Regions from separate parts of the Homo sapiens genome. Here all the other regions are linked to region 6. Evidence: chromatin loops called from intact Hi-C (ENCODE). Cell type or tissue: heart left ventricle. All regions are shown on one strand.

Evidence for each region. A loop is a pair of places that touch in the nucleus more often than their neighbours do. Peaks named below come from ENCODE experiments on the same cell type or tissue, not always from the same donor. Only the 100,000 strongest peaks of a DNase experiment are listed, where the experiment ranks them.
Region 1: a loop joins it to region 6, with 35 times the contacts of the local background. A loop is called at or near these places in 8 of 110 quality-filtered maps.
Region 2: a loop joins it to region 6, with 20 times the contacts of the local background. A loop is called at or near these places in 3 of 110 quality-filtered maps.
Region 3: a loop joins it to region 6, with 3 times the contacts of the local background. A loop is called at or near these places in 6 of 110 quality-filtered maps.
Region 4: it touches region 6 in a loop (10-fold over the local background); 8 of 110 quality-filtered maps call a loop at or near these places.
Region 5: a loop joins it to region 6, with 2.1 times the contacts of the local background. A loop is called at or near these places in 5 of 110 quality-filtered maps.

The regions. Positions count from the first base shown.
Region 1 is chr4:12,228,384-12,233,383 of GRCh38, forward strand. The region is part of intron 1 of LINC02270 (long intergenic non-protein coding RNA 2270); the gene reads left to right. Among named protein-coding and RNA genes, the nearest start is that of LINC02270, 7.4 kb to the left of the region's middle. In heart left ventricle, no CTCF peak of the experiment used is centred here; no DNase peak of the experiment used is centred here.
Region 2 is chr4:12,387,016-12,392,015 of GRCh38, forward strand. No RefSeq gene overlaps it. Among named protein-coding and RNA genes, the nearest start is that of LINC02270, 170 kb to the left of the region's middle. In heart left ventricle, no CTCF peak of the experiment used is centred here; no DNase peak of the experiment used is centred here.
Region 3 is chr4:12,172,245-12,177,244 of GRCh38, forward strand. No RefSeq gene overlaps it. Among named protein-coding and RNA genes, the nearest start is that of LINC02270, 49 kb to the right of the region's middle. In heart left ventricle, no CTCF peak of the experiment used is centred here; no DNase peak of the experiment used is centred here; H3K27ac peaks cover 1,078 bases.
Region 4 is chr4:12,238,173-12,243,172 of GRCh38, forward strand. LINC02270 (long intergenic non-protein coding RNA 2270) reads left to right here. Exons shown (of 4, transcript NR_125910.1): 2 at 4,880-5,000. Among named protein-coding and RNA genes, the nearest start is that of LINC02270, 17 kb to the left of the region's middle. RefSeq lists an enhancer at 4,994-5,000. In heart left ventricle, no CTCF peak of the experiment used is centred here; no DNase peak of the experiment used is centred here; H3K27ac peaks cover 531 bases.
Region 5 is chr4:12,622,771-12,627,770 of GRCh38, forward strand. LOC105374492 (a long non-coding RNA gene) reads right to left here and starts at 138. Exons shown (of 3, transcript XR_001741374.1): 1 at 1-138. In heart left ventricle, no CTCF peak of the experiment used is centred here; no DNase peak of the experiment used is centred here.
Region 6 is chr4:12,485,790-12,490,789 of GRCh38, forward strand. All of the region lies in intron 1 of LOC105374492 (a long non-coding RNA gene), which reads right to left. Among named protein-coding and RNA genes, the nearest start is that of LINC02270, 260 kb to the left of the region's middle. In heart left ventricle, no CTCF peak of the experiment used is centred here; a DNase peak (open chromatin) is centred at 3,082; H3K27ac peaks cover 2,678 bases.

The DNA of each region.
Region 1 (5,000 bases), 260 kb before region 6:
TGTAGTCTCAGATAAAATCTGTACGGTTAATGTGCTTCATTTCTTGGCAATTGTGTCAGGGGTCCCCATAAATACTGCTAGGTTTAATGATACACTAGGAACACTCATAGAAATCAGTATATAATTATGTTCATGGCTATGACTTATTCTAGCAACAGAATACAAAGCAAAATCAGCAAAGAGAAAAGTCACCTTTTCTTGCACCTGGGGTGAAATTCAGAGAAAACTAGACTCAAGCTTCCAACAGACTTCTCATGGTGTACTCACACAAGACACACTTAATACCTCAAGCAACAAGTTGTCACAATGCATGTAAAACATCATCTACCAGAGGAATGCATTACAACCTCAGTGCCTGAAGTGTCTATTGGTAGCTGGTCATGTAAAAACCCTCAGCCTCAGATGTATCAGTATTGCAGACTCTCAGAAAGAAAGCAAGTATTCAGCATAAACCATAATGTTTGTACGGTTTAGGCACAGGGAGCTACATTTATCAGTTCCTAGAATGGTGGGAAATTGAAGTTACCACATGCCACCCGAGGGCCAACCTGGCAAGGGAGTCTTTCTAAGAATAGCAGTATCACTTAGGCTATGTTAATGATTTTCTACATAGCAACGAAAAAGGAAATTTTTACAGGGAAGGTGCAATTGCATTTCACAGGAAGTCACGGTGGAGGTAGGAATGCCTGCAACAGTAGCGGTGCTATATGATACGTAATATTTGCATTTACAATAAAGTTATGTGAAAAACGTATTGTGTTTCACTGCCATGAGGTTGTTTCCACACTGAGGAGTTAGCACTCTGTCCAAACACTGGTGTTTCCAGCCTTGAGCATTTTAAATCCCCATTGCAAAAGTTTTTTCATGCAATGAAAAGTTGGAAGTTGTGCAGGCATTTTTCCTACGCTTCTCTTTCCCTTTTTGGCTTCTGAGGCTGACAGCTTCAACCCAGGAATCATTAGTAGAGATTGCATTTAGGCACCTAAGCAGTGGCAGTAATGTCTTTTATAGACATTTACTCTCTTCAGAGACTAAGTCACATTTAGGCGTGATCTAGACTAAATGTTTGTGTCACACTCAATATTTCTATGTTGAAATATTTACTCCCAGTGTGATGGTATTTGGAGATACTTTAGGTTAGGTTAAGTTGTGAGAGTGGAGCCCTAATGAATGGGATTAGTGCCCTTATAAAAGAGATCCCCGAGTGCCACATTGCCCCTCTGACCATATGAAGACACAGCCAGAAGATGGCTGTCTATGAATAAGAAAGCAGGCCCTCATCAGACACCAGATCTGCCAGCATCTTGATCTTGGACTTCCCAGCCTCCAGATATGTGATGGATGTTTGTTGCTTAAGCCACCCAGTCTGTGGTGATTTGTTGTAGTAGGCTGAACTACTAAGACATATAGAGTAGAAACACAAGAAAATATGGCAGCCAAGAATAAATTCGAGATCAACATGAACCAACTCATTGGAAACTCTATGATCAGGTAAATGACACCTGAGAAGGACTGGAGTTCCTGTTTACCTGATGACACCCATTTTTACATAGTATTCCGTTTCCCCAGGCTTTCTGCATTCATTCAATGAAATTATATTTAGTATGTGTATCAGGCAAACACTTTTCTAAGAATTGGGAATCAAGCAGTGAATCAGAGAGAAAAACGCCCTGCCTTCATGGAGTGTAATTCTGGTAAATACAGATCTTAAACTTGTTCCAAGTTTGCTAAATAGATCTCATATGGCTTCATTTAAATCACATAAAATTCTCAGCAGAACATAGCTAAAGTTAACACTGAACTTTTTTCTCCATTTATGATGAAAGCGCTATGACACCACCTTGAAATCAAATAAATATATTATCCAGCTCTCATTTCACCATGTTTATTCCATTATGAAATATTTATTTACTCTCTATAAAAAAGACAACTAAGAAATTTGGCAACACTTGGCTCTTAACTCATGTTAGTTCTCATTGATCATTAATTTCATGCATTGTGAGTCAACCCATATAATAGATATCTTCACATACCTGTATGAGAGATCTTATGTATCCTAAGTGTTCAAATACAACATTAATTTAATTGCCTCCGTTAGACAGTGACAAAAATCTGTAATTTCCTCTCTAAAAAATGAGGACACATTCCTGATTTTTTCCTCTCTAAAAAATCAGGACACGTTCTCACCTTTATAGTTCCTGGCACTTTTTCCTTCTTCCAGGATTTCTCAGTGTACAATGATGGCTGCTCAGTTATCAAATCGGCAGATTCTGTCAGCAGTCTGAGATGTAACCCCTGACTATGCTGAATACATTAATGTATGAGTGCAGCCTTCTTCAGAGTATTCAGAGCTATCAACCTCAATGGCACTCCCTATCATGGGCTTCCAGTGAATTTAATCAGCAATGTCTCCTTAATAACTCTGTTTCATCCTAAAATGATTTTTTTTTTTTTTTTTTTTTTTTTTTTTTTTTAGATGGAGTCTGGCTCTGTCATCCAGGCTGGAGTGCACTGATGCGATCTGGCTCACTGCATCCTCCATCCTCCTCCCTGATTCAAGCGATTCTCCTGCCTCAGCCTCCAGAGTAGCTGGGATTACAGGCACGTGCCACTATGCTCGGCTAATTTTTTGTATGTTTAGTAGAGACAGAGTTTCACCGTGTTAGCCAGGTTGGTCTCCATCTCCTGACCTCGTGATCCATCCGCCTCGGCTCCCAAAGTGCTGGGATTACAGGCTTGAGCCACCGCGTCTGGCCCAAAAGTGATTTTTTAAAATCACTCTAGGGTGGTCCTTGTAAGGCTCTAACTCTCCATGATGACCGTGTAGTTTGGTTTGACCTAATACCTGTTGCTGGGGAGACAAGACCAGACTAGGAAAGTGTACTTTGTATGTGACAAGCTGAATAGGTTGTTGACAGATTTTTACAAGGACGCTGTCAAACATAATTGGAAACATTGTGGCAGAGCTGTTGATTCTTGGGAAATGACACCTGCAAAGAGGTTACTTGTCAATCTCAAGCCACGTGGTTCTGCTATAGTAAGAGAAAACAAAACTTCCTGTGGGGAAAAAATGGCAGAGCTTTTAAAGGGAGAAGGCTGTGGGAAGCCACGGTCATTTTGAGGACAATTGCTGCAGGCACATGGAACAGGAAGAACACAAGGTTATGTATCCATCATATTTATAGACACATAGACATTACCATAGCTGCCATTTTTTGATTAGTTCGATGAGTATTTAGCAACTGACTTTCAAATGACATACAACACACACACATAGAGACACAAGTCTTTGGTGTATGATTTTGGATTGCAATTAGAACAATTTCACAGTATACTGAAAGATTCTAGACTGCAGAGAAGACCTGAGCTATTTCCCTGGCTTTTCCACTTACAGGCAGAGGAATTTTGGACAAGTCATTTCACCTCTTTGCATGTCAGTTTCCTCAGCTATAAATGAGGACATTGGATGCAGTATTTAAAACTCCCCCTTTTTCCCGGTCCTAATATTTATTGAGTAAATATTTCTAGATATAATGTAAAAATATACAAATCTAAATTATGAGATATCACATACATCTTTTCCATGCTTACAATCCCTTTTCAAGTAAGTAATGGTCATGAAAGTTTCTGTGGTTCAGAAAAAAAAAAGGAAGAGAAAGAGAGAAACTCGAAATTTGAAAATTATTGTTACTGTGAAATTACCTGGTTCTCAATAAGAACGTCATCAATATTTAATACCTATTTGTTTATGTTAGGTGATCTTGAGGCCAGTAGGAGATGTTAAATGGTAAAACAAAACAACATGTTGAAAAGTTTATAAATGTGGGTTGTGTTAAATACAGACTGGAATCTGCTTTAATTGTGGATTCACTAACAATGTTTAAAGAATTCTGAGGCTCCTCGAAGTAAAATTAGCAAATAATGTGATCAAAACGTGGAACTCTCAGGGGATAAATTATCATTAATGGGTTGATACACATAAGATGGCAAATTGAGCCTACTTTCTTATCTCATTACTCAATAAATAGCAGTCAAAATATAAGTTTGCTATATCATTTAATTTTAATAATAATAATATTACTAGAAACCACCCCCAAGCCTGTGCATCTCTTATTCTTGGCAAATCTTGGGACATTGGGTTCATGGACACTTTTTCATGCTAGCAGGCCCATCACTCCATTTCATATTTTCCAATTATGGTCATTGATTTCCAGCCATAGATGTTTATATAACCGTACTTAGTAATATGTTGAAGATCCTTTTAAAAGGGCATATTTTTGATTCCCTAATTTGTTAATTGTGTCTAATTTGTTAATATGAGCATTTAAGATGACAAAGTTCACTATTTGCTTAGAAATAGCTGCACTCAAGGCCACAACCCTAGTTCTATACCAACCATGTCTGCATTATAGAAGACTGTTTAAGCAAGCCCACAAATCACATGACATTCTGTTCTCTCCTCCCTGGAGATGGGGATTGAAAGTAAAAGATGGAGATTGGAAAGACAAGGGAAGGAGATGAAAAAGGTAGGCTTAGAAGTGTACTTCGGGCCTATCTCCATGAAAGAGTTTATGACCAAATCTATGATCAGATTAGAGGTCACTGAAGTTTCACACAAAGGAATTTTCAACTCAAATCTCCATGGCATAGTACTTAATGTAAGCTGATTTTATTTGTTTTATATAATGAAAACAAAAACAAAAGTACCTACTCTTTTTATTTCCCTTTTGTGAACATCTATAAGTTTACCCAACGACCATTAAAAACATGATTATTAGTTATACCAATTGCCCAGTATATGAAAATGCACCTGAAAACATTTATTCTGATACGAGAATTAGTAGAAAGTCCAGGCTTAGGTATGCTGTACAGTTTCTTAATCACTTTTCAGAAGGGCAACTTGCCCTCAATGCCATCTTCTAAAACAAACGGAAACAGATAATTCAAGGACCAAAACAAAACTGAGACACATGCAGATTATATTTAATGGAGATAAAATA
Region 2 (5,000 bases), 99 kb before region 6:
CCCTAAGGTAGGACCATAAAGTTATATTGTTGGCCTTGCCAGCTGAAGGCAAATTGCTTCTGGTAGGCCTTATGGACAGGAATAGAGAAAAAGGCATTTGCCAAGTCAACGTCTGTATACCAGGTCCCAGGAGATGTGTTAATTTGCTCAGGCAATAAAACTACATCTGGTACACTAGCTGCAATTGGAGTAACGACTTGGTTAAGCTTATGATAATCCACTGTCATTCTCCAAGATCCATCTCTCTTCTGCACAGTCCAAATGGGAGAGCCGAACAGGGATGTGGTGGGAATCACCACCCCTCTGTCTTTCAAGTTCTTGATGGTGGCACTTATCTCCACAGTCCCTCCAGGGATGTGATATTGTTTTTGATGCACTATTTTTCTAGGTAGACGCAGCTCTAATGGTTTCCATTTGGCCTTTCCCACCATACTAGCCTTCACCCTACCAGTCAGTGAGCCAATGTAGGGGTTCTGCCAGCTGCACAGTATGTCTATGCCAATTATGCATTCTGGCAGTGGGGAAATGACCACAGGATGAGTCCAGGGACCCACTGGGCCCACTGTAAGTCAGACCAGAGCTAAAACTTCATTAATTACCTGACCTCCATAAGCCCCTACTTTAACTGGAGGACCACAATAACGTTTTGGGTCCCCTGGAATCAATGTCAGCTCAGAGCTAAGGTCCAGTAGTCCCTGAAATATCTGATAATTTCCCTTTACCCAATGCAAGTTACCCTGGTAAAAGACTGGAGGTCTCCCTGGGGAATGATGGGAGAAAGATTAACAGCATAAATGTTTGGTAATGTAGTGGGGTCCTTCCTCAAGGAGACCTCGCCTCCTCTTTATTCAAGGGGTTCTGGGTCTGTAAACTGGTTCCAGTCTGGAAGTTGATTGAGGGGCCATGATTCTCTATTTTTATAATTCAAATTAGCCTGTTGTCCATTAGACCTAGAATTGTTCTGCTTGTATAAATTAAATAGGAGTGCAGTAGTTTTCCCATCAATTTCACTTCTAGGAATACTGATTAATTAGCCAATGTCAGAGCTCTACATGAGTCAGACTGTTCTGATTGCTGCTTTGCCTCTGCTGTCCATTATGGTAGCTACACCTACCTTGCCTTTGATGGTTGAGTGCCTCCTCGTGGCCCCTGCCACCTTGGGATCCAATTATTCCCACTGTATTTCAATTTGGTATTGAGTGACTGTGGCTCCCACTGGTAGATCTGACATATAAAGAAGAGCAATTACAGGGCTCTTCAAAGATTCAGGTGCTGCCCTCATAAATCTATTTTGCAAGGCATTGGTCAAGGGTATGTCTTCCAAACCCTCCCAGCTGGGATGAGTAGGTCTAAAGTGACTAATCCACTCCACCATCCCAATCTCCCTAAGCCTTTGGATCCCTTCCTCTACATTAAACCAAGGGAGATCAGGCATATCCGGCTCACTCACATTGGGCCATCTTTTAATCCATGTTTCAGTTAACCAAACAAATAAACTATTAGCGCCTTTTTTTTTTTTAACTCACTGAACTGCAACATTAAATGCAGAGTACCTACTTAGCAAGCCCAAATCAATAAATTCAGCCTGAGCCAACTCTATATTCCTTCCACCATTATCCCACACCATTAATATCCATTCCCATGCCTATTCTCCAGATTTCTATTTATATAAATTAGAAAACTTAAGCAATTATTTTTGAGTGTAGCACACCTCTTCATGGGTCACACTCTCAACCTCACCTCTAGGGGCCCACTGGGACTTTAGTCTAATTTTAGGTCTAGAAACAAACAGGGGTGTTAGGGGTAGCTCCTGAGGATAATCAACATTATCTTGCCTGGCACCTGCCTCAGGGGAGGCCATCACTGTTGCCTCAGGCAGTACAGGGTTTATCTCCTCAGGCAAAGGTGGAAAGGCTGATGGCAGCATGAGTCGAGGAGGGGATGTTGCCACTATGGGTTGGGGAGGCTGTTTCCTCTGGCAAAAAAGGTTCATCAGAGTTTAAAAACTTAGTGTCCCTAGCTTCATCAGGGCCCTCCCACACATCTGCATTTCAAGTTGCAGGGTCCCATTATTTTCCAATCAATGCCCTCACTTTAACAGTAGACACCTGTCAAAGCTCTGCATGCACCTTCCGTTGCAGTCAGCCACCTGCATGATAAGAGCTTGTGTCTGTTTTTCCACAATTTCAGCTCTTTTTCTACAGGAGATAAGACTCCCACTCAGGGCAATCTTAGCAGATACGAGGCTCAGTATCTGTCCTGAAGCCGGGAGATATAATCCCTAAGTGTATTATTTTCTTTCATCAATGTGTTCACTGAACTTAGGAGCCGCCAACCAGCTTCATTATGTTCCTTGGCTCTCCATATATGGTCAACGGTATTCTGTGTAGAGTCATTGAACTCCTTGCCTCACATGAGCAGTGAATCAGGAGTGTCAAATCCATTTATTTTGCATAACTCTCTAAACAGTTCTGGCCAAGGACTATCAGTATTCTTTATACTATTAGAAGTAGAGTCCTGAGAAATTTTGAGTCTAATCATATTAAGCATCTAACTCTGAGAACCCCAAAACCAATGAAAGAACTCCATCCTTACTCTCAGGGTCACAAGGTCCCACAGTAGGCTATGTGCAAGCTGAAGAGTAATGACAGCCAGTCGGAGTTCCAAAACTGAAGAACTTGGAGTCCGATATTCAAGGGCAGGAAGCATCCAGCATGGGAGAAAGATGTAGGCTGACAGGCTAGGCCAGTCATGTCAGTTCACATTTTTTCCTGCCTGCTTATATTCTAGGCATGCTGGCAGCTGATTAGATTGTGCCAACCCAGGTTAAGAGTGGATCTGCCTGTCCAAGCTCACTGACTCAAATGTTAATCTCCTTTGGCAACACCTTCAATCAACACTTTGTATCCTTCAGTACAATCAAGTTGACACTCACTATTAACCATGTAATAAACCTGCACATGCACCCTGGAATGTAAAAAAATAAAATAATTTAAAAATGGGCAAAGAGCTTGAATTGACATCTCTCCAAAGATAACAAAGGTTCAATGAGCACAAAAAAAGACACTCAAAATCATAAGTCATTAGGGAAATTCAAATCAAAACACAATGAGATATATTACTAGGATGGTAAATTTTTAAAAAGCAGACAATGAAAAGTATTCATGAGAATGTGGAGAAAATGAAATGTAAAATGATGCAATCACTTTGGCAGTTCTCCAAATCTTAGATATAAGAATTATCACATGAGCTAGTAATTCCACTCCTAGGTACATACCCAAAATAATAGAAGATATGTATCAAGCAAAAACTTGTACGTTAATTTTTACAATGGCATTATTCATAATAACCAAAAAGTAGAAACAATCCACAAGTCTATCACCTAATAAATGGCAATGGATGTGTTGTATATCCATACAGTGGAATGTTATTTAGCCATAAAAGAGAATGTGGTAATAATTTATGCTACAACATGGATGAACCCTGCAAACATTACACTAAGGAAAAGAAGCAAGATACAAAAGGACACATATCATGTGATTCCATTTAATGAGATGACTAGAACATACAAATTCAATGAAGTAGAAATATACTAGTGGTGGCCAGGGTCTTCGAAAAGTGAAGGATAGGCAATGAATGCTATGGATATGGTTTTCTTTTTGTTGTTATGAAAATGTTCCGGAATAATATAGTAGGGGTGGTTGCATAGCTATGAATATAATAAAAACACTGAAGAGTACACTTTTAAATGATGAATGCTATGATATGTAAATTATATCTCAATTAATACTAACACATGGCACTACAACATTAAATAGCTGAGATTCAACCACAAGCTTCCTGTAATCATGTATCCAAAATATACAAAGATATAATCTGATGCTCTGCATCAAGGGCATTGTATTGATGTTACAGTAAATGTAGAATTAGCTGGCATTATATTTTTACAGTAATAATGTTGGCCACTTACTATATGCTAGGCAATTTGTTAAGTGTTTTATGTGCTTTACCTACAGAAACGAGATTAGTGGTTGCAGGCAGGGCTGATGACAGTGTTGGGGAGATGGGAATGGGAAGTCACCACTAACAGATATGTTTTTTTGGTGGGAAAAGGGATTAAAATATTCCTGAATTAGAAAACATTAGTTTTAATGTTCACAACCTTATGAATATATTACAAATCACTAGATTGTATACTTTCAATGGTAAAATTGTATAATATATGGATATTTCTACAAAACTCACTTTTAAAAAAAGAGAAAAAATGGAATCTTTTGGTGAAAGAAATAGTCATTTTGACGTCATTAATAGTAATTATAATAACATTAAGAATAGTTCATGTTTAGCAAGGTTTCAGTATGTCCCAGACATTATGCTAAGGGCTTTATCATACTTGCCATTGTGTGACCTCATGGAACTAGGTATCATGATTAACATTTTTGGTATCTGTAGTGTACAGGTGACATGAACTTAATGTTTGAATCATTCATATCTTTCTGATAACAAACAACTAGACAGTGCTAGTGCCATAATCCATATTCCAGTGAAAACTGCAGAACTAGAGCTTTCATTCTTCTACTACATGCATCTATAGTTTTGAGATTACCTTGCTATGTTACTGCTATTCCATCCCAATGCACTTGTTACCCAGTAAGATTAGATGCTGGGTAGCATCTTTCTGCATTACCAACTTCCATCTCTTCCCGTCAACAAACACAGCTCCAGTGTTTTCCTGGGAACTCTCTCATTGGCTCAGTTTTCTGTGGTCTGTCATCAATTGCCGATGATTTTGATATGCACCTTCCTTATGATTTGATGGAAGTACCTTGACCAGAAAAATCAAGCAGCTAATGGAGTGAATGCCAAGCAGAGAAAGCCTGTGGTGGAGCTTACATCAGAGGTAGAGCTCTTATTTGGCTCCTCATTTGGAACTAGACTGTTAACATCTAAAATGTGGTGGATAGACATGTGTCCTGGAGAAGGAGACACCCCTCTTGCTT
Region 3 (5,000 bases), 310 kb before region 6:
AAGTTGTATCAAATTATAACATTGGTCAAAAATGGCAGTACTCATAATCCTGAAGGTAAGCTGTATTGAGGCTGCTGAAGACCTAGAGTAGCTTTTATCCAGTTCTGTTATGGCTGGAGAACTTTTCTTACAATTTGAAAGGACATTTACAGAAGGACTTTTCCTGGAGAAGCCTGGCTAGTCACCAGAGATATCTGCCAATGACGCTGGTAATTTGCAAATGTCATCCATTTCCAGGGAATAGTTCTATAAACTAAGAAAGTTAGTAATACATCCAAAAATGAATGTGCTTCTGAGGAATAAGCCATGCTAATTCCTTACACAAGAAGGTTGCATATAAACCAGAATACCAAATTGCTAAATTAGTATTTATATTGAGAAATGTAATGTATCAAGTGGATTACATAACCAAGTTTGTTGGTCAGTGCATTTGTTCTGCATGGCAAATCTATTCCAGAAATAAAATCATAATCAGAAAGTTATTTTAAAACGAGCATGGAGAAAAAGCAGTGCCAGTCCAATCAGAACTGTGGATGCTACTGAGATATGATGGTTTACTGTGCACATTTCTACCACATGGTCAGATTTGCAGACATGGAGAGACAATTTATTTTTATAAAATATAATCTCTCTCTCCTGGACAGTGCTAAAGACAAATGGGAACATTTGTTTCAGTGGCTTTTCCTTCTGTGAGATTTCTGTTTTTACAGCCAATATTACCTCTCAGTCTTGGGGTGCTGTGTGTGTTTTATGAATGTTAATACAACTTCATTATTTATAAATTATATAGGCTTTTAGAAATGTACATTTTACAAATGCAGACTTTGATAGATATTCTAAGTGCATAGACAATAATAACAGCAAATATTATACTTCCTATATGTTAGGTATAGTTTAATTTGTTTACATTCATTCATTCATTTGTAAAAGTCTTATTGTTTTAGTAAGCTTAGAAGTAGTCACCAGCTTGGTCCCTTTTGCATATGATGAAACTGATGCTAGAACAGTTAGTAAATTGCTCAAATCTCCCTCTTCTTTAGAGATGGTGACTGCCTTTGAACCCACACTGTCTTGCACTAAATCTCTAAAATAGACTAATTGTCTTTTCTCTATGGCCGAGGTCATGCTGTGTTTTATTGTGTTGACATAATTCAAACAAGAACAATGAAGTAGGGGAACTTATTTTAAGTTAAAAATAGGAGAAGATACTAGAATTATTTGTTTCATTAATACATATTATTTATGATTAGTATCACTCACCTTCCCTAGCAAGTAAGAAGACCATCTCTCTCCTAGTCTAGTTACTCTTACGTAAACTTCACTCCTACGAAATGATCATTTCAGCCTCCTGCAAAGCCAAGACAGATTACATTCAATATTACTTCCTCCTCCTGTCAGCTCCTAACTTCCTTAGAGACTACAGTCAGGTGGGTGGTAGGTAACCTATCTTCTTTGAAATCTTCTCATGATTGGCGGCTCAGGATGATGCCACGGGTGAAACTTATCAGATTCCCAGAATAGCTGCCTTTAGGAGAAATTGTTTTTCCCTCTTTTCTGGATACTCATGCCTTCCTTCCATTTTATAATCAGAGCACAGCACTTCTACTGCATTAATGCCATAAATAGCTAATTGTTTTGCCCTATCATAGTTTCCTTGAGAAATGAATTAACACAACCTCATAGGCCTCATCAGTCTGAGAACTCTGTTTTATTAATAGAATGCACAGAATAAAGCCTTTGTATCTTTTTCAAAAATCTAACTATAAAATATACCAGTATAAATTGCAAAATTTTACACTTGGAACAATAATTTGGGCAAATTTTCCTTTCTTTACAAATTAAGAAAACGAGGTCCCAGGGCAGAGTGATTGTCCAAAATTGCTCAGTAAAAAGAGACAGAATCAGAACTATAAATCAGGGGTATTAAGTGTTTGTCTAAAACTACTGAATGGACACTAATATTTTGCAAAACGTTTGTTTTGTTTAGTTTTTTTTTTTTTCTAGTTTTTATTGAGAAGCTTTCTTGAGGGTATATCAAAATCCTTGACATCTGTTCATGGACTATGTGCAAAAAATACAGTACATCATACTTCTTAAGGAATTGAATAAAACATTACTTATCAATTTACTGAATTCTGAAATTTATACTTTGAGAGACATGAGATGTGTTGGTCACAATCTCTGATTTCCCCAGAAAACTCAAGTTCTTTCATTTCACAATGGCCTTGATGAGAAAAAATTTTCTGAAATGGATTAGGAACACAATGAAACCCCCAAGAACAGAGTGGAGCTTCTATACTAGAGTGGAGCTTAGAGTTGGAAGCGGTGAAGAAGATCCAAGCGGTTTTCTGACTTCCGTGGTTCATTTATATTCACTTCCAGGAAGCTGATAAGGTGAGTGGTAACAGGAGTTCTGGAGATAAATTCCAATTAGTATATGTTCCTTTCCTTGTAAAGGCAAATGTGTGCAAGGCAAGATAGAGAGAAAAAAGAAATCAAGTGTGAGTATCTTGGACCATTTGTGCCCTGTGTCCATTCTGTGTAGATTTCCTCCCAGCCTCCAAGCCTCTTAGAAAGTCGTCTATAGCTGATAAGTTCTGTCTCCAAAGTCCTCCCTTTACACTTCTCCTTTCAGTCAGACTTGGCTCCACCTACTCTACTGAACCTCCATTTGCTGAGGCCTGTAATAATTCTCACGCTCTTCATCAAAGAACCCTCACTGCTACCCGTTTAACTTGGGCTCTCAGCAATTTTAAGCATGTGGCAGGCATTTTCTCATAAACTCTGACTTTCTCTAGCTTTAAAACCACATGGTTTTCTTTCTATTCTTACCAACTCCTCCTTGGTCTTTACTGGTTCATTCTTCATTTCTAATGAGATGAGGGACTTTCTTGTAGCTAATATTAAACCGATTTATTACGCTATAATCTTTTCTGGAAAATAATCTTACCCTGAGTGTTATAGTTTGTATATTTTTGTTGTGATATTTCCAAATGTACACCCTATATTAAGTCTTTCCATCTTAGCTTTATAAATCCAAGCTCTTACGTGGATTATGCATTTGGATAACTGACAGGCATTTCAAAGCCAACACGTGAATAACTGAATTCAGTATATTCTCCCCAAATGGTATTCATTCTGTAGTGTTTTCGATCTCAGAACATTGGGTCATCTTTTCATGGGCTCCGTCAGAGAAGCAAGCTAGGTGCCATTCTGCATAGCTCCTGCTCTCTGACTTCCTTAAATTCCTGTAGTTTTCTAAATATTTCTCAAGACTTCATTTTTCACGATTACAATCTAAGTCCATTTCTGAACACACTGCTGTCTTCCAAGTTCGTTTGCTCTTGAAATGTCTTCTCTTTCTCATGTCTAAGAAACCTTTCTTCATTAAATTTGTGACTCCTTTCAAATATTACCTCATTGAGAAATCATTTTTTGACATTCTAGCTGGTTAGATGACTCTGCTTCTATAGTTTTATAGAACTATGCATACCAGATGGAAAGACATACAAACATGTCACAGTGTAAAGTTGCATGGGTTTTTTTTTTTTTGCTATTATCTAAATGTCTTATCTTTATATTATAAACAACAATCATGTTTGTATCTCCAATGCCAACTATAGTGACTGGCAAACAGCAGATGCTTAATACTTGTTGAAGAATGAAGGAATGAATTTCTGAGTGAAAGCAAGGTGATTTAATGCAGATATGGGGTAGACATCATCAAGAAAGTAAGAAACTTTGCTTACTGGCAAGCAATATCTATAGAAGGATGCTTGTGGTCAGGCATGGTGTTTCATGCCTGTAATCCCAGCACTTTGAGAGGCCAAGGTGGATGGATCACAAGGTCAGGAGATCGAGACATTCCTGGCCAACATGGTGAAATCCCGTCTCTACTAAAAATACAAAAATTAGATGGGAGCAGTGATGCACGCTTGTAATCCCAGCTACTTGGAAGGCTGAGTCAGGAGACTCGCTTGAACCCAGGAGGCAGAGGTTGCAGCGAGCCTAGATCGCACCACTGCACCGGAGCAGCCTGGTGACAGAGCAAAATTCTGTCAAAAAAAAAAAAAAAAAGAAGGATGCTTGTTTGCTCATTTATTTTGATTTGATTTGACTTGTTTTACTTTGTAATTTTAATAAGATATTTTAGGGCAAATAGAATGAGTTATAGAAAAAAGTAATACCAAGAAAGGGGAGAGGATAATTGCTGAATCAGGGACCCAAAGAAATTTTAAAAAGGATTTGAATCAATGATGAAATGAATGAGAATATTCATGAAAAATATAATGCAAAAAAAACCTCAGATCCAGCTCAAACTTTACCTCTTCCATTTAGATGGAATCTTTGTCATAGCCTTTATTATTTTTGTCTCAACTCATCAAATTTGTTTACTTGCACGTCCATCCTAACTATTGAAGTAAGAGATATTTTAGAGGGAAAAGGTGTTTTGTTCACCTTGGTGCTTTTAGAACAATGTCTGGCATCTTAAAGGACGACCAATATTAACATTGAATAAGTGATAAGTAATGAAGGTGTCAGAGGCGTTTGAACCAGAGTGACTCCATTTTGAGTGAGGGCTAGGAAAATGAGGCTGAGACTTTCTGGGCTGCATTCCCAGGAAATTAGGCATTCCTAGACTCTAGATATTTATGGTTAAGGGAACAAATTAATAATTTGACTAAAACAGACCCAGACTTGGGAGTGTCCAGATATCCCAATATCTGGAGAACAAAGGCTTTCCTAATTTTGCTTTAAAAATAATATCAGTTCTTGCAAAATACAGTAATTAAGAAAAATAATCTTGTAACACAAACTTTTGTAGCAGAGCACATCTCCCCAAGATCTATTTTTATCATATACACACACACAAGCATTGTACTTAGGGCAGACACGTTCCTCCTCTTACCTTCAGGAACATGCTATTCTGTCTATGGAGTAGTCATCCTTTCACCACTTTACTTTCTTAATCAACTTGCTTTTACTTTGTATTGCAGACT
Region 4 (5,000 bases), 250 kb before region 6:
TGAGCCCAGGAATTCAAGGCTGCAATGAGCTATATTGGCACTGCCCCTGCATTGCAGCCTGGGCAATGAGCTCTACTGGTACCGCCCCTGCACTGCTGTCTGTGCAAGAGAGCAAGACCCTGTCTCCAAATAAATTAGTTTAGTAAATAAATAAAATTAGTCAAATTAGTAAAAATTAGTAAATAAATGAAAATAAAACTTTTTGGGTTTCTTGTATATTGATTTATAATTTATTCCATTAGACTAAGCATACTTCTACAAATTTTCTCTGGATTAGGTTTCTGGGAGGCTCTTCAGATTCTCAGAAGCCCTATAGTTTAAGAGAGATGGTCTGTAAAGCACAATGTTGAGATCCTTAGAAGGCCTCAGTCTATTTTAAAGGTTCTACGAGGTACCACCTAATATAGTTCTAAAGTATTACAAAGGATTTCTGCAATAATAACCTTGGCTTTATATTTATTCTGCAAGTACTCTGTGTTTTATTTTTGCCCAGTGGCTCTTTATCACATGATTTTGCATTTTTGTTTTTTGTTCTTTGTTTTTAATAACCCAACAAATCCTGGCTCCTTTATAATTCCTATAAATTTTAGTTGCTTTAAAACCCGACAATTTCTTGTTGGCTCACTTCTCTCTATCCATATGTTAGCTAAAATACATCAAATAATCATCTTATTTCATATTCCATATTGGAAGTTTTCTCAGTCAAATCCACTAGTTAATTAAAATTATTTTCTATTTTACACATCATCACAGGGAAGACTCCACCAAAACTTGTTGCTACTGCACTTCAAGAATTACCTTGTTTTCAGCCTCCTGTAACAATTTCCTCCCTAGCACTCCAGTGTTCTCTGATATTCTCCTCAAGGCCCTTCAAGATTCAGCCCACTGTTTGGGCCACAGTTAATGCCACATGATTTAGGTTTTTGTTACAGCAGCATCACAATTTTGGTGTCAAGTTTTATTCTGATTCTTCACTCCATAACAAACTGGCCCAAAACGTGTCAGCTTACTGCAAACATTTAATTATGTTCCTGGATTTTAGAGGTTGGGAATTCATAATGTACCTCAGGGCATAGTTTGTCTACACTACATTACTTGATGTTGGGGACTATGGCTGAAAGACTCAAAAGCTAGGGGGAAACTTGAGCCTGGAAAGAATACCATCGAAAGGGTTGTTCACTCACATGGCTGGTGCCTGGCCTGGGAAGATCAAAGACTAATCCTGCTGTTCAGAGCCCCAACGTTTGCCTACTATGTAGCTTGGCTTCCTCACAGTTTAACAGTTGCAGCATATTTAAAGTGTGTGTGTTCCAAGCACAGGTATTTCAGTGAAAAAGGCAAAGGTGCATCACCTTTCATGAGGCAGCCTGAGAAGTTATACAGCATCATATCTGGCATTCTCTATCTGTTAAAGGATTTGGAAGCACACTCTCATTTAAGGGAAGAAGCAGAGGCTTCATCCTTCCATGAAAGGAGGGCCAAAGTCACATTGTAGAGGAAGATGCAAAATAGGAAATGTTGTGACTGTTTTTGGAAATACAACCTGCCATGTCAGAATCACCACATTAGAAGTATTAATATTAATATCTAGAAATAATTGAAAGTTTTTGAAAATCCACAGGAAATCTTGTAGAAAGAAACCAACCATTTATTTATTTTTAAAAATCACAAATTATATCAAAACATAATTAAGTCTCCCATTATATTTTGTGTGAAGAGTTTAATTGGTTATAAAGCAATCGCTTATGGAATGTATTCTGTATGAAAAAGTATTTGATTGACTCGGCTACCTCCTGCTCATACTAATTAACTTTGTTTCAGTGTCATCTCTAGGAAACTTTCTGACTCCCTCCTCATCCCTGCTTACTCCATCAGGGGTGTCCTTTATTATGCTCCCAGGGCATACCACACTGATATCTATTTTAGCATGGAACATTTGGAGTGTTTAATCACAAACCACCCACCCTGTCTCTCTCCCTCACTCTATCAGCTAGCTGAGAACTAGATTTTGCTCCCTGTTCATTGAATACCTAGTGTTTGTTTACAAAGTGCTTAGAATACAAGCAGACAATTTTCTTCCTTAGGAAAGACAAAGAAAAATAATAATAATAGCAATAATATTTTACATTTATACATTCTTGAAGTTTACACACATATGATCTAATTTGCTAATTACATGTTGGGGATTTCTATTTTTACTAGTAAGTAAACTGATGCCTGGAAAGCTTTCGTAGCCTGCTCAGTATCATCAGACAGGTTTGTAGCTGAGCTTAAAATAAACTGAAGGATTCCTCAGTTTTACTCAAGTCATCTTTCCATCACCCCTTTCTACCACTGTGAACAATTTAGTAATGATGACTTGTCATGAATCTACCTAACAGACTTTGATACAACTTTGATTGTGCCATATTATGTTTTGAATAAAGCAGTATTAATAGATTTACCTTGAAAAAACTATATATAGAATGTCAAGATAAATAGATGTCACTCTTAATTTCTCCCAATTTATAGTAGCTAAATCCCATATAGAAATAAGAACGTCGTATTAGGATTCCATAAAGACTGAAGTTTCGTAGGAAAAACTCTAAACTTACAAAACTGAAAATAAGATTATTTACTTGCATTTTTTCAAACAAGACATATTTGTTCTTATGACATGCCTCACACATCTTAATATTTCATATTTAAGTATGCACGTGGAAAATATTCACAGATACATAATTTATCCAAATATTTTAACCAAATATTTGTTCACTTATTTTAAGTTCCATTGTTTAGACAGTTTTGTGAGAAATTAAATGAATGCTTTCAAGATCATGGGTTGTTTCTTAGTATACTAGTAATTATAATTACATAAAAACCCAGAAATCGGAGGAGCAGCATTATGATTTTGTGTTTTTATGTTTTTCCCTTTTCTAGGTCCATTCTTCCTAAATGTTAATCAAGGAAGCAAAGGACATCTTGGAGGGAAGGAAAGAGCAAGTCACTGTTTTCTGTGATTCAGCTACTCTCTGTATTTTTTAAAGCTGTTTGAATATGACAGCGTTTCAACCTTTCAGAACATTCATTTTTCTCTTCTGAAAAATGGGCTAAGAGGACCCATCACTTAGATTTTTCATGGAGGAGGGTGACAGATGGAATTGTGTCCCTTTAAAATTCATATGCTGAGTCCTCATCCCCAGCATGTGTGTCATGAATATACCTCAGCATGTGACTACATTTAGATATAAGGTCTTTAAAGAATTAATTAAGGTAAAATGAGATCATTATGGCAAGCCGTAATCCAATATGACTGGTGCCCTTATAATAAGAGGAAATTAGGACAAAGACAGAAAAAAACTAAGGAGTGAAGATGCACAGGCACAGGGAGAAGACTGACATCCACAGCGCAGGGAGAGAGGTCTCAGAAGAAATCAACAATTCTGGTCTCCAAAACTGTGAGACAACAAATTTCTGTTGTTTAAGCCATCCAGTCTGTGCATAACTTTGTTATGGCAGTCCTAGCGAACTAATGCAAGGAGATTATGATTTATCCTAAATTTAGGATTAAATGGATAATGGCACAATCTGCAATGTAGAAGGTAGATTTTCTCTCATTCCTTTTCTTACTCAGTTTTCCTGCTCTTGAAATCTCAGGAACAGAAAACCTGCAGATATCTTGTTCAGATTCCAATGCCAAGTTTTCTTCATCTTTTTAAGGTCACAACTTTTTTTTCCTTATAATGTTTCTTAAATTAAAACCTATCCATTTCAAGCCGCCCTTGGATCTTTCTGTCCTCACAACATTAGTGTTTGCCTGTGTGAGATTGCCAGTGAAATTGATGCATGTTTCTTACGTTAATAGGCATATTTACCTCTTAGTGAGTGTGCATTTATCCTCTAAATGTTAATAGGTCTTATGCATCTCTCTTTCCAGGGAGACTGTATCCTCACACGAATACAGATGCACAAGGAAGAAAAAGCATCCTTTGTGCTGGCCACTCCACATAGCTTTCTCATCTTCAGTGCATCCAAACAGGCATTTCCAAAAGCCAGGTGGCTCATGCTGCCTCACAACAGAAGCTTTTGCTTTCCAACAGTCTCATTTGAGTAATGGGCTAATAGAAAACCAAGTTATGGATCTCCAGGACCAGAACAATAATAAGGCCATAATGAGATTGTTATCAATCTGGCCTCAGTTCTGGTTTCTTCTCTCAGAGGAACATCATGATGAAAATAGGAAAACTCATCAATCATAAAAATCACACAAGAGCCAAGCCAACTGGCTTAAATATACACACAACATTGCAGGTGAGACTGAATTTCACCGCTGGGAAGCAGTTTCTCTTTGAAAAATCAGAGTGACACACTAACTGATGGTTAACACATTAACTGATGTTCCTGCCCCTTTCTGAGTAGGTCCTGGGAAGTATGAAGTTAAGCAACTTTCCCAAGGCCACACAGATAACAAGACGTAAAACCAAGGATAAGAACTCATTTCTGAAATAGAGCTCATGTTGCCTCTCTGGCTCTTTTACTGTAAGCTTTAGGTGTTTAGCAACTCATATGTTATAAACAAACAAACAAGCAAAAAACAATAAAATAAAGAACAAAGAACAATAAAGGAAATGTATAAGTCGAACAGTGAAATAACCCAACCAGTAAGGCAGCTCTAGTTAACTGAGAAGCCCTTGACTTTTCAACATCATTTCACCCCTTATTACTATGTAATTGATAACAATAGACAATAATGATTATGCAGGCTGAAGAGTAAGAGTAGGCAAAGACATCAAATTTCCAAGGTATACATGCCTCCTCACGTACTCATTTCCTATGGATGTACACTCTATCACTAACAGTGTTTTTGTTGCTTTTTTTTTCTTTTTCCCCAAACTCTTAGATTTATTCCACTCTGTTAAGCTTCCTGAATCACAGAGAAGTTGTCAGAAAGATTTTAGCCTCCGCTATAGGAAGTCCTGCCCACCTTCTCCAGATCTCTGTTCTCATAGTCCATCCTCTGG
Region 5 (5,000 bases), 140 kb after region 6:
TATCATCACTGCATGAGTATCTGCAATTAAAAAGAAAAAGAGGTCAGGTGAAGTAGCTCAAGCCTCTAATTCCAGGAGTTTGGGAGGCTGAGGAGAGAGGCAATCCTCTCTCCTCAGCCTGGGCAAGATAGTGAGAACTCTTCCAACCTGTGTGACAGAGAGAGACCCTGTCTCAGATAGATAAATAAATAAATAAAGGTATGGCAACTCAAAGATCTAGGACTAGAAATGCCATTGGACCCAACAATCCCATTGCTGGGTGTATATCCAAAGGAATAGAAATCATTCTACTACAAAGATACATGCTCATGAATGTTCATTGCAGCGCTATTCACAATAGCAAAGACATGGAATCAACCCAAATGGCCATCAATGATAGACTGGATGAAGAAAATGTGGTACATTTACACAATGAAATACTACACAGCCATAAAAACGAATGAGACCATGTCCCTTGCAGGGACATGGATGAAGCTGGAAGCCATTATCCTCAGCAAACTAACACAGGAACAGAAAACCAAACACCGCATGTTCTCACTTATAAGTGGGAGCTGAGCAATGAGAACATGTAGACACAGGGAAGGAAACAACACATACTGGGGCCTGTCAGGGGTGGGGGGCAGTGGGGAGAAGGAGAGCATTAGGAAAAATAGCTAGTGCATGCTGGGCTTAATACATAGGTGATGGGTTGATAGGTACAACAAACCACCATGGCACAGGTTTATCTCTGTAAAAAACCTGCACATGCTGCACATGTACCCCAGAACTTAAAATAAAAATTAACATTAAAAAAAGAAAAGCAAAAGTGGTAAGTCTCTGGTGGTTAAAGCTTTAGGGAATTTCCTCCCAAGTTTGAGGTACAGCTCTCCCACTTGCTACTGAGACACATTGGTAAATTTCTGTTTCTTCATTTGTACAATGAGGATGATAACACCTACCTTTGAGAGCTGTTGTGAAGATGACATCATGTCGCTTCAGATTTATGGAGTACTAACTGTGGTCCAGGCACTCTCTAGACACTTGCTTGTAGCATTTCAAGCACTCATTTCAAGGGTACTGAGATAGTTGTCATTGCTTACCAGTATTTCATGCAATCGTTTTAAGGGTACTGAGATAGATGCCATTGCTTACCGTGGAGAAAAGGGAAGCACAGAAAGATCGTTCAGGGTCATGCAGGTGACACATGTTGGAGCTGGAATTTGAACCCAAGCATTCAGATCCCAGAGGATCCCCTGCTCTTACCCAGATGACTGACTTGTAAATGACTTACCATCTCATTAGTTTCTTTAAATGAGATAATGCACAAAAGTCTTTCTATCAAAGCTTAAAACATAAAAAACCATGAAAATTATTGGAATGAGTGTCAGACCACCTTAATTCTGGTTTTTGCTGTGCCACTAAACGGACGTGTAGTTTTGTGCAAACCAATTCTCTCTGGGATTCATTTCTCTCACCTGTAAAATGAAGCATTTTCTGTGACATTGCCTGAGCTTACTTTTTGCTCCAATGGCCTATGATTTCTATGCAAATTTAAGGGCTATTTATTAAACACCTTACAGGCTACACTGAGCACACCTTAAAGACTTTAAACTTTGTTTCCTGGGTGCTTAGTTTTACCAAGTATTTTAGAGAGGATGCTAGATTTCAGGGGAATTAACAAGGCTAGAAATTTCATTTGCATTTTTTTTGCTTGATCCAAGCACTAAGAGAAAGAGAAAAAAAATCAAGTAAAAATTTTATCTTTTTTTCCAGAAGGAGGCTCATAGCTACAGAGGTGGAGAGATTCCATTGCCTGTCCAGAGTGATCTTAAATGTCCCTTGAAATACATTGATCTGGGGTCCTAACATGTGTAATTTCATTTTTAGTAATGGTAGGTCTGCAGCATTAGTTGCAGTTGCCAAAAAAGGGTTGACATTTATTATAGGCTCAGACATGGAGAAAAATGATTCTTCACATGAATGCATTTGCCTAAAGCAATGATAGTCTCAGAGGGAAATCATAAACAGAAAGAAAATGCTACTTGACTGCTCCCAAATCTTGTGAATCTTAGATAGGCTGGAGAAGAAATAATTAGTGTTAAGAAGAATTTGCTTCTCTTTTTCCTTACCTCACTGCACTGGACTCTTTTCTTGTGCTCTGCCAATATCCCATTGATATTATACTTACCACCCCATGTATGCCAATGCCTTCTGCCAAAAGCACCTGACATTCTCTGCTCAGATTTTCTCTGCTGAGCATGGGGCAGGCCAGAGATACAAGGTAGTGGATGATCCTGAAAGCAGTCTTTAGGTAATGCCACATGACAAGTGATGGATAAGCATCTCAGTTTCCTGATCCCTGCAGCAGGAAATCTTCAAGGTCTGTTCTTCATGGCCTCCACAGGTCCTGAAGAAGATTGAGCCCCAGCGCCCATCTCAGTAATACATTCTTTTATTTATTTATTTATTTTTTTGAGGAGTCTCGCTCTGTCGCCCAGGCTGGACTGCAGTGGTGCAATCTCAGCTCACTACAAGCTCCGCCTCCCAGTTTCGCACCATTCTCCTGCCTCAGCCTCGTAAGTAGCTGGGACTACAGGCACCCGCCACCACGCCTAGCTAATTTTTTTTTGTATTTTTTGTAGAGACGGGGCTTCACGGTGTTAGCCAGGATGGTCTCTATCTCCTGACCTTATGATCCATCCGCCTCGGCCTCCCAAAGTGCTGGGATTACAGGCATGAGCCACCGCTCCTGGCCTCAGTAATACATTCTTAAATGCACTTTGTATTGTCATCTGTGATGGCTTTGAGAATACACCTGCCAGATCTCTGACTGCACATTGACTGAGAGCTCCAGCTGCTCTGCTCTTTTTTTAAAATAATTTTAATATTTTTGTTTTTCAACTTTTATTCTGGATCGGGGGTACAAGTGCAGGTTTGTTTCATGGGTATATTGCATAATGCTGAGGTTTTGAGTACAAATGCTTCTGTCACAAAGTACTGAGCATAGTGTCCAACAGGAAACATTGTAGCCCATGCCTCCCACTCTCCCCACTCTAGTAGTCCCTAGTGTCTATAGTTCCCACCTTTGTGTCAATGTGTATTCAATGTTTAACTCCTGCTTATACGTAAGACCATGCAGTATTTTGTTTTCTGTTCCTGTGTTAATTGTTTTAGGATCATGACCTCTAGCTGCATTCTTGTTGCTGCAAAAGACATGATTTCATTCATTTTTATGGCTGCATATTATTCCATGGTGCATATGTACCATATTTTCCTTATCCAATCCATCCTTGATTGGCAGCCGGGTTGATTACATGCCTTTGTTATTGTAAATAGTTCTGTGATGAACATATGAGTGCAGGTGTCTTTTTGGTGTAATGATCTATTTTCCTTTGTGTCTGTGCCCAGTAATGGGATTGCTGGGTCAAATGGCAGTTCTTTTTTAAGTGTTTTGAGAATTCTCCACACTGCTTTCCACAGTGGCTGAACTGACTTACAACCTCATCAACAGTGCATAAGCATTCCCTGTTCTCCATAGCCTCACCATCATTTGCTTTAGTTTGTTTTTTTTTTTTTTTTTTTTTTGACTTTTTAATAATAGCCATTCAGACTGGTGTGAGATGGTATCTCATTGTGGTTTTGATTTGCATTTATCTAATAAATAGTGATGATGAGCATTTGTTCATATGTTTGTTGGCAGCTTGCATATCTTATTTTAATTTTTTGCCTTTATTTTTTGTGTGTACATAGTAGCTGTATATATTTATGAGGCACTTGAGATATTTTGATACAAACATATATGCAAAATAATCATATCCTGAAGAATGAGGTATCCATCCCCTCAAGCATTTATCCTTTGTGTTACAAACAATACTATTAAATTCTTGTAGATGCTGGATATTAGACCTCCGTTGGAGACAAGGTTTGAGAATATTTTCTCCCATTCTGTAGGTTATCTGTTTACTCTGTTGATAGTTTATATTGCTGTGCAGAAGCTCTTTGGTCTAATTAGATCCCACCTGTCAATTTTTGTTTTTGTTACAATTGCTTTTTGGGGACTTAGCCATAAATTATTTGCCAAAGCTGATGTTGAGAGAGGTATTTCCTAAGTTTTCCTCTAGGAATTTTTCTTTTTTTCTTTTTTTTTTTTTTTGAGATGGAGTCTCGCTCTGTCACCCAGGCTGGAATGCAGTGGCATGATCTCAGCTCACCACAACTTTTGCCTCCCAGGTTCAAGTGATTCTCCTGCCTCAACCTCCCGAGTAGCTTGGATTACAGGTGTGCTCCACCGCACCCGGCTAATTTTTGTATTTTTAGTAGAGACAAGGTTTCACCATGTTGGTCAGGCTGGTTTAGAACTCTTGACCTTGTGATCCACCTGCCTTGGCCTCCCAAAGTGCTGGGATTACAGGCATGAGCCACCACACCTGGCCTCTTCTAGGATTTTTATGGTTTGAGATCTTTAAAATCTTTTACATTGAAATCTTTAATCTGTCTTGAGATAATTTTTGTACATGGTGTAAGGTAGGGGTCCAGTTTCATTCTCCTGTATATGGCTAGCCAGTTATCACAGAACCATTTATTGAATAGAGAGTCATTTCCCCATTGCTTATTTTTGTTGACTTTGTCAATGATCAGATGGTTGTAGGTGTGCAGCTTTAATTCCAGATTCTTTATTCTGTTTCATTGATCTATGTATCTGTTTTTGTACCAGTACCATGCTGTTTTGGTTACTGTAGCCTTACAGTATAGTTTGAAGTCAGGTAATGTGATGACTCTGGCTTTGTTCATTTGCTTAGGATTACTTTGGCTATTTGGGCTCTTTTTTTGTTTCATATGAAAGTATACAATAATTTTATCTAATTCTGTGAAAAATGACATTAGTCGTTTGATAAGAATAGTGTTGAGTCTGTAGCTTGCTTTGGGCAATATGGCCATTTTAATGTTAAAAGGCTTTTCTTTTTTTTTTTTTTTTTTTTTTTTTTTTTTGAGACAGAGTCTCGCTCTGTCACCCAGGCTGG
Region 6 (5,000 bases):
TTAGGTAAGTATTTTAATCTTCACAGTCTGAGCCTGTTTTTACCTATCCTTGGGAAGCCTGTCCAGGTATTTGAAGGGACTTAGCTGTAGTGATCTATGTCTTTGGTCACTGCAGCCATATCTGCTTTAGGGGGCACCCAAAGCCCCCTAAAGCCCACACTGTGGCTTTCATATATTTGTAAAGGCACCCCCTTGGTGGTCTTGGGTAAGACCCAGGGGAATTACTAGGCAGAGACTTTTGTTCTCTTCTCTTATTTTCCACCTAACAAATAGAGCCTGTCGCTCAGTGTTGAGCTGCCTGGAGCTAAGGGAGAGATGATACAAGAACTCTTGTGGCCTGTATTGGGTCAGACCCAGAGTCAGCATGACCAAGGCCCACAGTAACCACTGCCTGGATACCACCTATATTCACTGATGGCCCAAGGGCTCTACATTTAATAGGTAGCAAATATAGCTAGGCTTGTGTCCTTCCTTTAAGCCAGTGATTTCCCCCTAGGCCCACGCAGGTCCAAAGATACTGTCCAGGAAACTTAAAAATCTACTTGCTACTTTATTATACTGTGGCTGAGCTGGCACCCACACCACAAGATAAGGTCTTTTCCACCCTTTTCTCCCCTTTCCTCAAGCAGAGGAGTCTGTCTCTGTGGCTATCACCAACTGAGGCCCACTGCAAGTACTGCCTGGCTTCCACCAATGTTCACTCAAGGTCCAAGGGCTTTTACCTCATCTTGCAGTGAACGCTGTACGTTTAGACTGTCTCCGTCCAGGCCTGGTGGCTCTACTCTGACCCAGGATATGTACCAAAATGCCAACTAGAAGCCAATGCCTAGAAATGGGGGGATCCACAAGGATCCTGCTTGATGCTGTACTCCACTATGAACAAGCTAGTGCCAATGTGCAAGACAAAGTACCCTTTACTCTTCCTTCTGCTTTCCTCAATCAGAAGGCATCTCTCTCCATAACCACCACAGATGGGAATATGCTGGGTCACACCTGAAACCAATGTGGCCCTGGGTTTTACACAAGCCTTGTGGCAAGTACTTCCTGGGTCCCACTGCTGATTATTCAGGGCTCAAGAGTTCTTAAGTCAGCAAGTCAGCAAGTGATGAACTCTGCCAGGCCTGGGTCTTTCCCTTCAAGGAAGTGGGTTCCTTTCTGGCCCAGGGTGTGTTTAGAAATATTGTCCAGTACCTAGGGCCTGGAATGGAAAACTCAGGACTCTGCTTGGTGCCCTATTCTACTATTGTACTCTGGCTGAGCTGGTATCCAAGTTGCAAGACAAAGTCCTTTTTACTGTTCTTTCGCTTTTCAAGGACAGAGAAGGAGTCTCTCGGGAGTTGTGAGCTGTGCTGCCTGGGGTTGGAGGAGGGATGACATGAGCACTCCTTTGGCAGCTTTGGCTGGTTTCTCACTGGTATGAATGTGCTCCTAGTCTACTGGCTCTGAGCCCAGGAATTGCAGTCCTTCTAAACTAGACTAACTTTCAAGTTTATTTGGGGGCCCAGAGCCCTTTAGCCCACAGTGGCAGTTCTGACTGCTGGGATGGATGATTTCCCTCTGAGTAGGGATGGTCCAAATGCTCCCTCCATGGGCACCAGCTGAGTTCTTTCCAGCGATGCTTACTGCTATAACAGGCAGCCCTGAGTTCCAATGCAAAGTCTCACAATCACCATGTTCTCTTCCCCAAATGCACAGTTTCTCTCTTTGTGCCACGTGGCCACTACCGGGGAATGAGGAAAGGTTGGTGTAGGTGATTCAAATGTCTTTCCTACCCTATTCAGTGCCTCTTTCCTTAATATGATGTCAAAACAAGATAGTATGATCACTCATGTGATTTTTGGTTCTCACGAGGGTGCTTTTTTGTGTGGATAGTTGTTCAGTTTGGTATTCCTGTGGGGGAGACAATTGCTGGAGACCTCTATTCAGCCATTTTGCTTCTCTTCCTCTCAAGAAGAGGGATATTTAACAGTTTTGTTCATTGCTATATTCTTAGTGCCTATAATGGGGCTTGCCTCATAGAGGGTGCTAAATAAATATGTACTAAGTGTTCAAATGACCTTATTGAGGTCTACTTATTGATTAAGCCTGCTGCTAGTTACTGGGATGCACATATGTATATGACCTTGTATGTGCCCTCCAGAAGCACAAAGTTGAGTCAGTTAACTGGCAGATTTACCAAAAAATGTAGATAAAACATGATAGGGAGTTTTAACAGTGAATTAAGTAAAATGCAATGGAACATAACATTACTGATCAGTTTGAACATTATCCTATTAGGAAAAGGGAACCAATGAATATTTCTAAGTGTGAGAGCCATGGTTTGAGTTTTAGAACAGTGCCATTGAAGGTATGGTTAGCAGACTAGGGCAAGTCCACAATGAGTTAAATACAGAAATTAAGAGATATACAAATTTCTGTAGTCATTTACCATTGTTAAGATGACCAAGCACATGACTAGCAGACTTGCTTATGTTGAACACAGCAGGGAACTCACTTGTGGCATGAGCTACTTACTAGTTATGCATCACAGGACTGGAAATTAAAAAGTAAGAAAGAAAGTCTTCAGTCTTTCATCACAGCTAGTTTGAGATGCACTGTTTTAAAAATGATGATTCAGCCGGGCATGGTGGCTCACGTCTGTAATCCCAGCATTTTGAGAGACTGAGGCAGGTGGACTACAAGGTCAGGAGTTTGAGAACAGCCTGGCTAACATGCTGAAACCCCATCTCTACTTAAAAAATACAAAAATTAGCCAGTCATGGTGGCATGTGCCTGTAATCCCAGCTACTCAGGAGGCTGAGGCAGGAGAATTGCTTGAACCCGGGAGGCAAAGGTTGCAGTGAGCTGAAATTGTGCCACTGCACTCTAGCCTGGGTGACAGAGCAAGTCTCCGTCTCAAAAAGCAACAACAAAAAAAGTGATGATCCTGGCAGCCTTTTGGCAGTGCTTGATGAGAGCCAGCTCATGGCTGAATTATCTGACAAGTGCCTGAAGTGCTGCTGTGCTGTGTCGTTGATTAAAGACAGATCCGTATGCTTCCAATGCCAGATGTGCTGGCGTCAGAGCTGACATTCTGCTGCAGAGACACTTCTAATTTAGGCCTTTACAGCACCTACCCTGGGATGCACTGTGAGGCATTCACAGTGCCAGAGCCAGAGCCAGGGAAAGCACTAGCAGATAAGGCCAAGAGATAACAGTCTAGGAGTGGCAGGCCTCTTCTCCGTTCACTGCTCACACATTTCATCCCAACATGCAAAAGCTTAGGCACTGGAAAGGTGCTCAACAGACCTTTATGTCCAGGAAGAGCTAACTCCAGAAAGGTACATATTGAAATGAAACTTTAGCCAGTGCTGCTCTGTGGGTGCTGAAGTAAACATAAACCCAAAGATCCATACAAGTAAAAAGATTATTTTATTTATTTGTAATACTAATAAAAAATTATGCTATTACACACTATTATCAGTTTATTAAAAAATTACGTTGGGGCTTCAGAGAAATAAGTAGCTTTTACAGAGTTAAACACCTGGAAGTTTATGTATCTTTGCATTGAAAAAGATCCTCTAGGCCTCCATGCTTATGCTGTTACTGTTTGTATTGGATAAAATAAAGACTGAGACTTTTTTTTTTTAGTGTTATTAAAAATATACCCTATTTTCTTTTTATCAAACAAAACTACTTTTTTATTTCTGTCCAGTAGAGTGTAGACAATCTGGCAAAGAGAGAGAATGATCGGATAAACACCTTTCAGAATAAATGTCTGTACATACTTTAATGAACTGAACAAGAAATTAATTTGGTCCTACTCTCAAGCTCTCTACATCAATCATGCTTTATGAATTAAGCCCTTGCTTTAAGTTTTTGTTTCTTTCCTGCCTTTCAAAACATTACATCTTGAGGGTTTTTACCCGTTTCAATGACGGACCTTTCTCAGATTCCTTTGCTTCCTGCTCCTGTTCTGCTCAATCTCTACATGTCAGTGCACCCCAGGATTGGCTCTTGGATTATGATTGCTAGATTTAGCAAATAAAAATACAGATGTCTCTTTAGATTTGAATTACAGATTAAAAACAATCCAAAAACTTATTTTGTGTTGTTTAAAGAATAAGTATGTCCCATGAAATATTGGGATACATATATACTAAAAAACAAACAAAATTAATAACACCCCCTCCAACTATATTCTGAATTCTCTTCTCTTCTCTCCCCACATGGTTTCCTTGGTTGAGCTCATTGAGTCCTGAGGCTAATCTTTGAGCAGATGGTTCTCAATTCCCAGTCCACCCATATCTCCTCTCATCTATATTCAACTGACTTCTTGACATTTCCACTTGGATATCTCACACTTAGCGTATCCAAGTAACTCTTATGACTATAACTCTCCTATGTACTATGAACCCCTTTTTTGTCAATCTTCCCCAACCAATAAATAGCTTGGAATTTTAAGACAAAAACTGATATCAATCATTCTTGATTATTCTACATCATCATCCTTCAATATTTAACTCACAATTAAGTCTTGGCTTTTCCACCAAATTATGTCCTAAATAATTTTATTTCTCTCAGTCTTCACATTTCTGACCCAAACTTATGTCATCATCCTCTCTCCCCCATGCAATTGTAATGCCTTACTAACTGGTCTCATTTATCCCACACTTGCCCTTTAATAATACATTCTCTACTTTAAAGTTCATATGGAAGCAAAAAAGAGCCCGCATTGCCAAGACAATCCTAAGCCAAAAGAACAAAACTGGAGGCATCATGCTACCTGACTTCAAACTATACTACAAGGCTACAGTAACCAAAACATCATGGTACTGGTACCAAAACAGAGATATAGACCAATGGAACAGAACAGAGCCCTCAGAAATAATGCCACATATCTACAACCATCTGATTTTTCACAAACCTGACAAAAACAAGCAATGAGGAAAGGATTCCCTATTTAATAAATGGTGCTGGAAAAACTGGCTAGCCATATGCAGAAAGCTGAAACTGGATCC